4 separate regions of the Homo sapiens genome follow, and all the other regions are linked to region 3. The links are chromatin contacts, found by Hi-C or POLR2A ChIA-PET in ENCODE. All regions are on one chromosome and are shown on one strand. The core of a region is the stretch at or near the end of the contact, and the rest is flanking DNA. Distances in the headings are between cores, read along the strand shown.

Region 1 (3,272 bases), core at 445-2,944, 780 kb before region 3:
AAAGATACAGTTTATTTTCTTGGGCAAGAAAATAAAAAAGCTATTTTTGTATATCCATATTAAATTTTAGGTTTCACATAATGTTGATTTACAAAACAATAAGAAAAAATGGGCCAGGCATGGTGGCTAACGCCTATAGTCCCAGCACTTTGGGAAGCAGAGGCAGGTATATCACTTGAGCCCAGGAGTTCAAGACCAACCTGAGAAGCATAGGGAGTCCCCATCTCTACCAAAAATACAAAAACTAGTGGGACATGGTGGTGCATGCCTTTAGTCCCTGCTACTCTGGAGGCTGAGGTAGGAGGATCCCTTGAGCCCAGGTTGCAGTGAGCCGAGATTGGACCACTACACTCCAGCCAAGGTGACAGAGACTCTGTCTCAAAAAAAAGAAAGAAATGAAAAATGTTCGAAAATCCTTCAAGCGGCTTTTGATCACATTGCTGGATTTGGATTCCATAGGCATACCTGCTTTCCACACATTTTTTAACAGGAATTATATCTCATTCACCGAACAACAACAAAAAAATTACCAGAATTCTACCTCATTCACTGAACTACAACAAAAAATCTGAGCAACTAAAAAACGTGCCAGGAGCTAGGGAAGGTTTAAAGATTCAAAGACAAGAACAGGACTTTCTTCAGGCTCATGGTCTAAAGGAGAGGTTCTCAAACATACACAATGACCACCTGAAGAGATTATTAAAAGATAAGTTCCACCTATCTTTCAACACCGTGCAGAGATAGACCTCGTTTTCAAAAACACTGATGGGTAACATCCATCATGAATGTTGTGACAGATGAAGACATCTTAGAATCTCTGAATTTAATCCAAGCAGGGAAGGAGAAAGCAGAGAAGAGGGGCACCCAACCCACACTTGGAAGTCAGCAGAGAATTCCTAGAGAAGGTGTCCTTGACCGACCATAGGAGTGAATGGCTGATGATCTAAGGGCAGCATGAACCATGAGGACAGGCCCGGCATCCAGCAGAGAACTGCTCAATACCAAGAACATTTACCCTGCTTCTGAAAGTCACTGGACACTGGCTCCAAAGTACCAATTAGAGCACTGGAAACTGCCTAACTCGGGCCACTACCCAGCCAGAGAAAGGGGCTTTGTTTTAATCCAGTTGGGTCCAACAAAATATGAAAACAGGATTCTAGAACGTGGTTGGATGCTGCAGCACAGAAAACCAGACTACCTGCCTTAACTTGCATTGTCCTTTCGGTGGAAGAACTTTTTCACTTGCTAATTATTTCTCCAATGTTAGTCTACTTGAGTAGCAAAATACAGCTTCCTACTGACGCAGGGGGCAGAGCTTTGAGACTTTTTTGTTCTGCCCTTTATTTTTTCATCTCCTCTGCAATCAGCCTGTCAACAAGCATATCGTTATTGTCAGGGTGTCAGTTTATAGCAGCATTCACACCCACTGCCTTTCTCATTTACTGCTTTAGATCTAGAAACCGATACCCAAGTGTGAAAACAGTTGCAAAATGAGAATCTAAGGCTCTTCACTGATGTGCCTGCACTGCACAGGTGAGGACACAAGTGTCCATCATCATCTCTGCAAGGCATATGCAGTGGTTCTAGGCTGCCAGTAAGTAGAATCCTTAAGTTTAAAACCAACTTTAAAACATCCCAGCACCTTCACAACAACGACCGCAGCACCCAGCAAACCACAGTTGCTCAATAAATGTTCACTGAGTCATTTATTTTTGGCTCCTTGGTTTTTTTGTTTTTGTTTTTGTGTGTGTTTGTTTGTTTGTTTTAGACAGTCTCGCTCTGTTGCCCAGGCTGGAGTTTAATGGCAGTATCTCAGCTCATTGCAACCTCCGACTCCCAGGTTCAAGCGATTCTCGTCCCTCAGCCTCCCAAGTAGTTGAGATTACAGGCACTCACCACCACACCCAGCTAATTTTTGTATTTTTAGTAGAGACAGGGTTTTGCCATGTTGGCCAGGCTGGTTACTGTTTTCTTATTTCTAATTCCTAGTCATGTGTGGCATAGTTGAAGCTGACAGAAACATGAGCACTGCAGTAATTAGGAAACATAAATAGCCAGGCACAGTGGCTCACGCCTGTTATCCCAGCACTTTGGGAGGCCAAGGCAGAAGGATTACTTGGGCCCAGAAGTTCAAGACCCTAACCTGGGAATAGTGAGACCTTGTTTCTATTTAAAAAAAAAAAAAAAAATCAGAAGGGCCGGGCACGTTGGTTCACGCCTAAAATCCCAGCACTTTGGGAGGCAGAGGCAGGTGGACCACAAGGTCAGGAGATCAAGACGTTCCTGGCTAACACGGTGAAACCCCATCTCTACTAAAAATACAAAAAATTAGCCAGGCATGGTAGCATGCGCCTGTAGTCCCAGCTACTCGGGAGGCTGAGGTAAGGGAATCGCTTGAACCTGGGAAGGGGAGGTTGCAGTGAGCTGAGATCGCACCACTGCACTCCAGCCTGGGCAACAGAGCGAGACTCTTACCCAAATAAAAAAAAAATCCGAAAAATGAGCTGAGCGTGGTGGCACATGCCTGTAATCCCAGCTACTCAGGAGGCTGAGGTGGGAGGACTGCTTGACCCCCGGAGATCGAGGCTACAGTGAACCTAGCTCATGCCATTACACTCTAGCTTGGTTGACAGAGCAAGACCCTGTCTCAAAGAAAAAAAGAAAAAGAAGAAGAAGAAACATAAATAGATGAGAAAATTTAGAAAACTACTGGAAAATCAATGCTGACAGTCTTCCTAACACAAACCCAATATGATAAAAATGATTCATTATAAAACACCAGGCAAATATTATTTACTGAATAACTTCCCAAATTATGGGAAATAAATGTCAATACTTTATTTCAGTAATCAAGACATAGATTTACCTTGAACGACCTTTTATTTTTATTTAGATTTGATTACTCAGAAATGTTGCAGCGTAAGGCCTAGTAACAAATTCAGCAAATATACAGAATGCAATCTCAAGGACTTTTTAAAAGAATAGTGCACACTTCACTTAGTCACCAAATAAATTTTCATCATAAAACATAAGATTCTCCTTGCAACAGCAGGAGAAATGCATAGGAGGGAGGCAGACAGATATGACATGTCCCGTGGGACATGAAAAGGGAAATGAGAACTATTGCCTCAACCAACTTGCAAAATGTCCATAACCTCCCTCTTTAAATACCATCACTATGAAATTTTTAATGCATATAAGCAAAGTGAGAATTTAATAATTATTTTAAAGAATTCACATGGGCAAAGGTAAAATATAATAATTCATTTCAA
Region 2 (3,327 bases), core at 452-2,951, 770 kb before region 3:
CAGAAGATGTGGGTATTAACATGTGTGAGTCATCTGTAGATCCTGCCGCAGCTGGTACCACACAAAGATAGTCCTGTCTAAACTATGGGCACACCCACCCACTCTCATGTGTCCTATCTCTACTTGGGAATGAGACATAATCATCTACTTGTGACAACTTAGAGCCAAGAGTGAGGAGACAATGAAGAATATAGGTGTTCATTAGACAGAACTGATGCTGAGGAACTGACCAGAGGTATTTCAAATCAGCTCCAGGGTTTCCAAGATGATATAAAGACAGTTCCAGGATGATATTAAGAGGTGGTCAGGTAAGAACTAGAGAATTCAAGTCACAATTATCACTTGAGAGTTTATTTATGAGCCACGAGATTCAGCAGTGGGTTCACAGTGCCAGAGTTCCTGGAAAGAGCATTTGAGAGAGCCAGGCAGCTGATAGGTTTAAGCAGTGCCTACTCTGTTCCATGCAGTACAGCAGTGAAAGAGCCGGTTCCCAGGCCAGGCAAGGCAAGTGCTATAGATGGAGAGTTGAGGGACCTGCCATATCATTGCCTCAGGAATCGGGTTCAACTACGGAGGCAGGTCAGAGCATGCCAAAAAGGGGAAAGGAGAAGTCAGAGGCTGAGGAAACAGGTGGGAGTGAGTGCTGCAGAGGCAAGACAGGCACAAACAACCTGTTATTAAAATGCTCTACAGAGTTGCAAAGGAGCGGGTGGCAGATGGGAGGAGGGAACTCAGAAACAATGTCAGAAGGTACAAAGGAGAAAGGGCGATCCAGAAATAAGACAAGAACAAAGCTGGGCTCTCTTATTCCAGGACAGTGGTCAACAAGCCATTCCTGAGTTTGCAAGTCAGGACCACTTATGTGCCATTTCACATTAAACTTCACTTTCCATGAAATTTTTCTCTGCCAGAGAATGTCCAGTAGTAAATCTGTCTATCTATAAAAGTATAAATAAATTAAACATGGCAAAGTTGGTTTTAAATAAGGAATGTTAGACTACCGTAACTTTCTGGAGGTTGTCAATGAACTATAGTACTGGAACTACGGATGTTCCTACTTGATCATCAGGATATAATTTGGTCTGTATTCACTTTTAGAGATCTCTGAACTTCAAAGTTCGTTCAATTTATTTTCACTGATGCCTTCAAAATTCTTAAAAGTTAAGTTGTGTCAATATTTCAACTCTCACTTGAAAAATGAGGTTATTGAGGTTTCAGGACACAAAGTAAAACACCAAATTCGTGCTGTGAGTGGATTTAAACCTCAGGGCCAGCTCCCAGCTATTGAGCCGTTCCTTCAGCCATAGCATGCATCTTGCAAAGCAGCTCCCTGGCTTTCGAGAGCATTGCCTGAACCAACATGAAGCCTAGAGATGTCAAAGTTATGTTTATGAAAGTAAATGATACTATGCAATACCTCCTGTCTTCCTCAGTCATAGCCAAACAGCAAATGAAGCCAAGAGGAAATACATGTTCCTCAATAGCAGTAAGGTTCCAGGTATCAGGTGGCGGCAGCAGCTGCTGAAAGCCTGTTCCACTTCACCCCTCCCCTAGAACCCCAAACTCGGGCACAAACCCACGCCTCAAACTCTTGAGGCTGCCCGGATTATGAGTCTTTCGGCGACAGATGACAGAGTGACGCAACACTACCACTCCCGGGGGCGCTAAAATCATAGCCTTGACGGAACAGGAAGGTGGTTACTCTTCACAGAAGCTACTAATCTGCTGCCCCCACCCTGCCTCACCACCCCCACCCCCCCCAAACACACACCGGAAAGAGGGAGGAGGAAAAGGAAATGAAAGCAAGTGACTCTAGGGTCTGGATTTCATATGCAAGAATAGCCAGCAACAGGTGCAGCATTCCGGTGAAATTAAGACACTCAAAGCACCATTTGCCTCCACAGCATAAAGAGCCCAGGCACAGAAACCCAACATTAGGCAATGATGTCAGAAGTGCAAATCATCATCATTCTCTAGCCAGCAGCAATTTTGTAGGGAAAAAAATAAAAGGGCATTTGTCTGTTGATACATAATTTCTTTTAATTTAGGAGTCCTCTCTTAAAATAGTTTGAAAATAATCTTAGCATCGATCATCAATGTACTTTTTTAATACCTAGTGACTATCACAGTGCCTAGCACATAGTAGGTGGGTGGATAAATATTTACTGAACGAATGAATAAAATGAGATATTTACTGAACGAATGAATAAAATGAGAGGTAAACAAAAAATTTTCTTCACAAATAAAGATAACCAAAATCTACACTAGTATATAAGTGTATCTTTTTCCCCATTTCTCCAAGAACAGAACAAAAGGTTGGAATCAGTAGCCAAGGACACTGGCTTCATCATGTTGTTGATGAACACATCAGGAGATGCAAACCGTCCACCCCTGGCTGAAACTGAGAAGCCCGATCTGCCACCCCTTGGGTGATCTATGCAGGGAATTCTCATCTGCAGAAGATCCAATGGGAAAAACAATCACAATCATTTAAGCAATCCACCTTTAGATTTTCCTTTCTTTCAATGTGCCATTTCACATAACATTTTTTTTACCTGGCATTATAAGAGAATTTACAAGATAAGTGTTGCTGTATGATCTTCTTCAACATGACAGAAATCATCAACTCATAATATGTTATGGAAAATGTCTTATACTGTGTGTGACATGCTATATGAAAAATCTGAATGTGAATAAGACGGTATAGAAATGAAGCTATTTTATGGGCTCTAAAAACTGACAGAATCAGTAGAGAACAAAGAGCAATAAAAATGAGCCCATCAATGGGAGAAGGTCTGTTATGGGAAGACTGTATTGAATTAAAAGGTTAATATCAGGCTGAGCTCAGTGGCTCATACCTGTAATCCCAGCACTTTGGGAGGCCGAGGTGGGTGGATCACCTGAGGTCAGGAGTTCGAGACAGGCCTGGCCAACATGACAAAACCCCATCTCTACTAAAAATACAAATACGAAAATTAGCCACGTGTGGTGGTGGGAGCCTGTAATCCCAGCTACTTGGGAGACTAAGGCAGGAGAATTGGCTGGAATCCGGGAAGTGGAGGTTGCAGTGAGCCAAGATCGCACCACTGCACTCCAGCCTGAGTGACAGAATGAGACTCCATCTCAAATAAATAAATAAATAAATAAATAAATAAATAAATAAATAAATAAAAGGTTAATATCAGCATGAGAACATTACTGATTACGTAAGTTGAAAGGTTTCAGTAAGTTAAAAATAATGATATTAATTATAAGAATAAAGTGTTCAAAGCACAGATAAGAGTAAATCACCAAAATTATCAGGTTTTAGAGAACTGAGAATATACA
Region 3 (3,136 bases), core at 406-2,905:
TTTTTTAAATTTCATGAAAAATAGGAATATAATTTGCGTCTTCGAGTCTCAGGGGCATTTGATAAACATCGATCACCACTTGCAGAGCCATCCCTTAGGTTAGGGAATCAGGGCAATTGTCTTCAGCCTGAATTTTGGAAGAAGAGGAGGAGTCCGGGGAGGGATTTGCAATAAAGCGGCATCTCCACCGTCAAAAGTGTGCTCAATAAGATAGAGGCCCCCTACCAGAACGAGTCGATGAACCTGCTACTTCTCCACTTGCACATGCACCTCACGCTGGCCATGGCTGCTGTGCAAAGGACTGATCTTCATAAAAAGGTGTGGGGATTAGGGAAGGAGAGCAAGCGGGGAGAGGGAGAGCCCCAGGAGAGTGGGGAGGGGCCTGCCACACCTGGGGTGAGTTGCCAGTCACCTCATCAGGACCAGCTCTGGGAGCTGAACTGAAAAGGCACAAAACTGCCAATCGATAGAAAGCTATTGATAGAACATTTTCATGGCTGTATTTGAAATGCAGTCGATGTCACCCCCCAAAAACAATAATATTTACTTCCATGTCACTGGCAAGTGTGTTACTCCTCATCTCACATTTTAATCTCCAGCACAGTGAGAGAAGCCGAAGTACAAACCCTGCATAAGATGACTGTGAGTACAAAGACATTTGTGATTAGGGCCAGCGGGTGGCTGAATGGAAAAACAAATGGGGCTTCACCTGTGACTCAGACCAACAGCAACCTCGTTTTTTAATATCAGCAAAGCAAATCATTATTTCTAAAAATGTCATGCACACATTTTAAATTCTTAAATGTTATGATGCCACGAATGCTGATCTTTGGTTAAATCTGATTTGAGCCTAACACACTTAAGGGAAACAGAATCTCTTAAGAGCAGAGAATAAGGAGAAAAACAATGAAATTGACCTCAAAGGATTGGACTGGGACTTTTATTATTTAGGTTCCTAGATTTAAACATTTTTTATAGTAATGTTTACTCATTCAAAAACATCTACTGAATCGAATTCTGTGAACTGGTTGTCAAAAATGAAAATCTCCTGGTCTGGTGGAGATTTCTTTAAGACATTCCACCATATAACTTATCACACGCAGCACTTCCCAAATCTTCAGTCATTTGAATAGCATTTCTCAGACTTTTGCCATATCTGCACATCAATTATACTTTTATCTGCTGGATATTTCTCCTTAAGTCACTTCATTTTCTCCAATGTTATTGTAAAAGAAGCATTTATGCAACCACTAAGAATGGGAAAGACACATCACTTGCCATAAGTGGAAAAGAATTATACATGTAAATATTTAAAAAACAGGTATGTCTATCTATATTCCACATAAAAATATCCTACATACCACCAGTGGTATGTAGGCCACAGTTTGGAAAATATGGCAATATAATCTAAATAATATAAATACATCAAAATTTTCAGGATGTACTCCCCACATACAAGAAAGGTTTAAAATCAGAGAACAGACTGAGGCCATTTTAGAGATGGAATGTGTAGTCAGAATAAACACAATTGTGCCACTGTCACAAATAATCCCCAGATATCATTGGCTTGACATCACAAAAATGGATTTCTCAATTACATAAAGTCCATTGTGGGCCACATGATTCTCCAAGGAGACTGTTGCCATGGTGACTCAGAGTTGAGGCCAATGGCGGCTCCACCATCCTGTGGCTATGATTCCTGAACTTGTGGTCTCCTCAGTTGATGAGGTGAAGAAAGAAAGCCTGGAGAATTATGCACGAGCTTCTCACTGTCTCAGCCCACAAGTAACACACCTCTTTCCCTCACAGCCCACACTGGCTGGAACCAATCACATAGCCCTGCCTAACTGCAAGGGAGGCCAGAAAGTGCAACACTTTCTCATGGTCACGGGTGAGCACGAAACATCTCTCCAAATATGGGTTGGGAAGATTAAGAGACTAGTCCAGAAGAAAACAGTCTCCAGGGAGAAATATATCTGGGAATAGGAATCGAGAAAGCAACCAAGAGAGCAGAACTGAGTGGATGAGAGGAACTGTCAGACCACATCTGCAGCTCTGATTAGTCAAATCCGAAATGTGCCTGTTGATCTACTATTCCGTGGAAATACTGGAATCACCAGCTCAATAATAAGAGGAAAGTAAATAATACCATACTTGCGTGGATAATTCCCCTCTGCTCATACCTTCATTCAGGTCAACATAGATCTATCATACTCCTACAGTGTATAAGGGACGTGCTAAGCTTGAAGTACATTCATTCTAAAAATCAAAATACAAAGGCATGGGAAGACTAAGAAAATTTCATAAACCTTCATTAAATTATCAGAAATACCTGGGATTCTCAGCTCCATTTATAAAGAAACCAGAGTTACAGTTCTTCCATTACTGATTGCTTTCTGGATTGAATATTTGAACTCTGCTTTAGTGATTCCTCTTGCTTATATGTGGGAGGAAGACCCCCTACCCTGAGCCAGCAGCTGGAGCACAGCCTGAACACACAGGTTCTCCCTCCTTAAGTGTTGGGCTCTAGATTCAAGGTTTGAGTACCATAGCCTTGATCAGCAGAGAGAACTAACTACCTAGTTTCTACAGCTTTGCTTACTGCCTCTAAAGATAGACATTAACACCTTATTTTTGAATATTAATTTAGAGTTTACAAGGGCCCTATAACCTTAATTCATCTCATCTCTGTAACAGTCCTGTGAAGTAAGAATTATGGTACCCATTTCATGGAGGAGAAAACTCAGGGAACTCAGGGGACAATCCTTTGGTGGTATCTCTAGTTGGTGGCAAAACCAGGTCTGGGATTCTGTTCCCTTAACTCTTGAGTGTCACTACTCAGTGGTTTTGTTTTCCAAGGAAGAAGGCCTGGATATTATGGATTTTTTTAAAAAAATCAAGGTAAAGGAAAATATGTAACAACAGAAAATAAGTGTTTATAATATCATGGTGAATTTAGAAAGGGTAAAATTGCGTATGTGATTATAATTATGTGAAAAGATGCATAGCGACTATACCAAAATTCTCTCCAGGGCATGACAGAGTCGTGGGAATCGCTGGAACGTTTCTAGAGGTAAAGTTTGACGCTCAATGCTTCAATTGCTTCTGTTTTTAAAACCCCTTCTCTTCTCTCCCA
Region 4 (3,399 bases), core at 582-3,081, 880 kb after region 3:
AATGAAAGATTTACCCAATTAAAATAGATCTGAACTACAAAGGAAATGCTGCACTAAAATGTGTTCTTGGCTCATACAAGGAGAAAGATTCTCCTTCACGGAGGAAGACTTGAAGGGTATCCAGCCCTAGGGAAGTGAACTAGGTCATGCCAGTGTTCTCCCAGGCATAAAGGGTAGGCTCGATTTTGTGATAAATACACAGTATATGATGATTCACCTGACTTACTTCTCTATTTGATATCAGTAAATGATAACAATGAAAGTGCTTGTGTTGGGGGGAAAGTGCAATGAATGCACGGCCGCTTCACCATCTGATGAAAGTATAACCAGGGAGATGCCTCAGACGCTAAGGGCTCTTGGTGAGGGGCCCAACAGGAAGAGAGAAGTGCTACTTTCAGACAGAACGGGACCGAGCATTTCAGGATCCACAGAGCCGTGTCATAAAATATTTCACACGATATGTATGACAAGAAGCCTGAAGAAGCTATGAATTTCCAGATTGATGTGAAAGAAATCCACTCTGTACCTTGTGCCACACAAACATTTAAGTCAATCATTATTGAGCATCAACTGGGTGTATTCTAGCCCCGGGTTTTATCTTTTTTTTTTAACCTTCCTTGTGGTTGCTTTGTCATATTCTTTTTCTTTTATAAGAAGCACTGTTTGGTAATAGCCACAAGAATTGTGGGGGTGGGGAGACCATTTTTACTAAGAGATAGGGTTGTATCCTGCATAGGCAACATAAGGAATGGTAGCAATTTTTTTAAGAGGCTACACATGTGGAAAGGCCTCCCATTGCTTTATCCTCTCCACTGGATCTCTCCTGTATTCCTTCTGCCTTCCTGTTATTCCTTGCCAAAAGAAATGTTTTTCTGTCATTCTTTGAAGCCATTTTAATTTTGTTCTGGAGTGGGCTCCAATTTGTTTAAGTGTGGGATTGCACGTTGATACAAATAATTACAACTGTTAAAGTTTGAAATAGAGCCCTATTAGGGAAAAACTACAGTTAAAATAAAAGCTTTCATCAGGACAAAAGCTTTTAGGAGGTGGAAGACCCATATGACACTGAAAATTTCATAGTAATTGCCAAAATGCATTTACGAGTTGCTTGTTGCCAACACTTGGTGGGCACTGTGCATAACAGTGATAAACCTCATGGATTTAGCAAGTTAGCGCCACTAGACACTCTCTAAAACACAGCCACAGCGCCAGTATTGGGTTCCAGTGGACAAAGAAAAAGCCTTCTCAAGGGAATGAAACATTCATTTTTCTAATTATTCCCCAGGCCAAAGGTTGAGTGAGTAACTTCCCAGGAAATCCACAAGCCTCAGCTCTGGACTCTTCATCCTCACGCCACTCACTCAGCTACTCTCTGTTTGCAGTAAAAGAACAGAATGGAGCAAGAGTTTTTTAAAATTAGATTATAAAAGACCAAGCTCTGCTGAAATATTGGAGAGGTGGGGATCTGAAGGGAGGGGTGATGTGTCAAAGACTTTCAAGGCTGTATGACCTGATGGAAGATGAAACACAGGAGAAATGAGAGCAGGGATATTGACCAAGGGCCCTCTGATCTGCCGTTGTATTTAAAGCAATGATTCTCCCTCCTTCCCTGGGACCCCTGGGGGTAGATCATCTGAATGCTTGTCTCTTAGGGAAATGGTATGGGGTGGAAAGCGGCGAACGCAGCAAGGGTTCAGGAAATGCCTGGCTTGTGAGTGGAGGAGAGGATTCTAGCAACTCTTCATGCTTCCAAGTGATGTCATTGGGAAACCAATCCTGGAGAAAGGGGGCCGTCGCTGATAAAAATCACTGTGGAGAAGATGGCCTAGAAGATCCCGAATCTTAGTCCTCATGCGCCCCCTCGTGTAGGATGTGGGGTAGTGCCTTGGTTGCTGGGTGGTGAAAAATCTGTCATTCTCAAGGGACCACCGTTGGAGAAAAAGGGACGTTGAGGGGGAAATGCATGAGAAATAGAATAAAGTTAAGTAATGAGTTAATTTTGCAGTTGTGACAATTGTAGGCTACAAATTAATAGTTGATTTAAAAAAGCAAGTAGCTTTGAAAGCCCAGGACTAAAATGCGAAGAAACTGAGCAGAATCGCCACTGTGTAGACCAGAGCTTCTCAAACTTCAATGTGCATATGAATAATCATCCTGGGAGCTTGTTAAAAATCTAGATTTTTTATTTACTAGTTCTGGACGGGGCCCTCGATTCTGTACCTTTAACAAGCTCCCAAGTGGTGTAGAGGATGCTGGTCCGTGGACCACACTTTGATAACACTTGCAATAGTGTGCAGGACTGACCTGTCCCCTCAGATAAGCCTGTTTGTATTGGAGGGTTCTGAAGTTCAGCTAGAACTTCTATCTCCACCAGATCTCCCAGGATCCCTGCTAGCACACTATACAGTAATTCCTTCATTTATTGGTAGTGCGGTAAATTTGTCAGCTCAAAGATAATTACCTTTTATTTCCTGAACTTAAGTAGCATTTACCAATAGCACTTACTGTTTGTAATGTTGAATTGTTAATTGCTATATATTACCTTGTGATTTCAAGAGTTTATTTTGTTTTTGCAATGAAGTGGTCCTGCATAGTTTAGGGTGTTTAAGAGACAATTACAGAATTAGTTGATTGGCTTCTACTATAAGCTTTGATTTGAAAAAATTACAAATCTTTCTCCTAAGTGTGAATTTTGAATTTGAGGTGGCAGAGGGAGGAAGGGTTAGGTGTCTGAAGAAAGTGAAGAGAGGATGTCTAGGGATAATTTGGACATCTTGTAGCATTCAAGATAAATATATTCAAAGTTTTACCTAAGGCTTTTCTTAGAGTTAGATGTCTTGTTTTGAATTCGACTTAGGTTCACACTTAAAGTTACTCTATGTAAAAATGTTCAGACATCCTGAGCAGACATAGAACAACAACAAATGGATTTGATAACAGAATACAAGATAGAATTAAAGATAAAGTCCTTATGTGCTTTGAAGAAATAAAAGATGAGATTTCAAGTCAAGGAAAATAGATTGTACACCTAGTGACAAGACCTCTTTATTTTCATTTTGAAAGATCACAGAGTGACTACAATATGAAAAGATTGTGTGTAGGCTATCATTTCATGCTTGAGAAACAAATAGATGAAGATCATTTCATGTACCACTGGGCTGGGTGTTTAGAGACAAATGTGTTTCTTACCTGCTAGTGTAGACCAGTGAGCAGCAGGAAAGGATATACATTCCCAGCCATGGGCAATCCTTTATCCGCATGTGTGGCCAAGGATTTTTCATACTGTCTTACATTGGCTGGGAAAGTTGACTTCTGAGTTCCCTGACAAATCTGAGATTCTATGACTTTATTAATCATAACTATTAATAACTACAGGTTATATGTTAATAGTTATAGTGG

The links. Hi-C counts contacts between places; a loop is a spot of excess contacts on that map. ChIA-PET counts read pairs that join two places held with the same protein, here RNA polymerase II (POLR2A). Pooled maps may share reads with other maps.
Region 1: a loop to region 3 is called in a pooled map, with 2.8 times the contacts of the local background. The contact joins the enhancer-like site here to the promoter of PHACTR2-AS1 in region 3. A Hi-C loop is called at or near these places in 8 of 37 single-sample maps with no recorded cell type and 2 of 50 pooled maps. POLR2A ChIA-PET finds 5 or more read pairs at or near these places in 1 of 52 experiments (HCT116).
Region 2: a pooled map shows a loop between it and region 3 (3-fold over the local background). The contact joins the enhancer-like site here to the promoter of PHACTR2-AS1 in region 3. A Hi-C loop is called at or near these places in 8 of 37 single-sample maps with no recorded cell type and 2 of 50 pooled maps. POLR2A ChIA-PET finds 5 or more read pairs at or near these places in 1 of 52 experiments (H1).
Region 4: a pooled map shows a loop between it and region 3 (5-fold over the local background). The contact joins the enhancer-like site here to the promoter of PHACTR2-AS1 in region 3. A Hi-C loop is called at or near these places in 2 of 37 single-sample maps with no recorded cell type and 6 of 50 pooled maps.

The regions. Positions count from the first base shown.
Region 1 is chr6:144,352,338-144,355,609 of GRCh38, reverse strand. All of the region lies in intron 2 of UTRN (utrophin), which reads right to left. Among named protein-coding and RNA genes, the nearest start is that of SNORA98, 52 kb to the left of the region's middle. RefSeq lists an enhancer at 1,173-1,262. Within about 2 kb of position 1,694, at least 6 of the 41 ENCODE cell types and tissues checked have a DNase peak (open chromatin) inside an H3K27ac peak, as active enhancers do.
Region 2 is chr6:144,332,750-144,336,076 of GRCh38, reverse strand. The region is part of intron 2 of UTRN (utrophin); the gene reads right to left. Among named protein-coding and RNA genes, the nearest start is that of UTRN, 49 kb to the right of the region's middle. Within about 2 kb of position 1,701, at least 15 of the 41 ENCODE cell types and tissues checked have a DNase peak (open chromatin) inside an H3K27ac peak, as active enhancers do.
Region 3 is chr6:143,567,858-143,570,993 of GRCh38, reverse strand. It overlaps PHACTR2-AS1 (PHACTR2 antisense RNA 1), which reads left to right and starts at 1,655. Exons shown (of 3, transcript NR_027113.2): 1 at 1,655-2,134. It also overlaps a transcript of PHACTR2 not described here.
Region 4 is chr6:142,691,508-142,694,906 of GRCh38, reverse strand. No RefSeq gene overlaps it. Among named protein-coding and RNA genes, the nearest start is that of HIVEP2, 250 kb to the left of the region's middle. Within about 2 kb of position 1,831, at least 2 of the 41 ENCODE cell types and tissues checked have a DNase peak (open chromatin) inside an H3K27ac peak, as active enhancers do.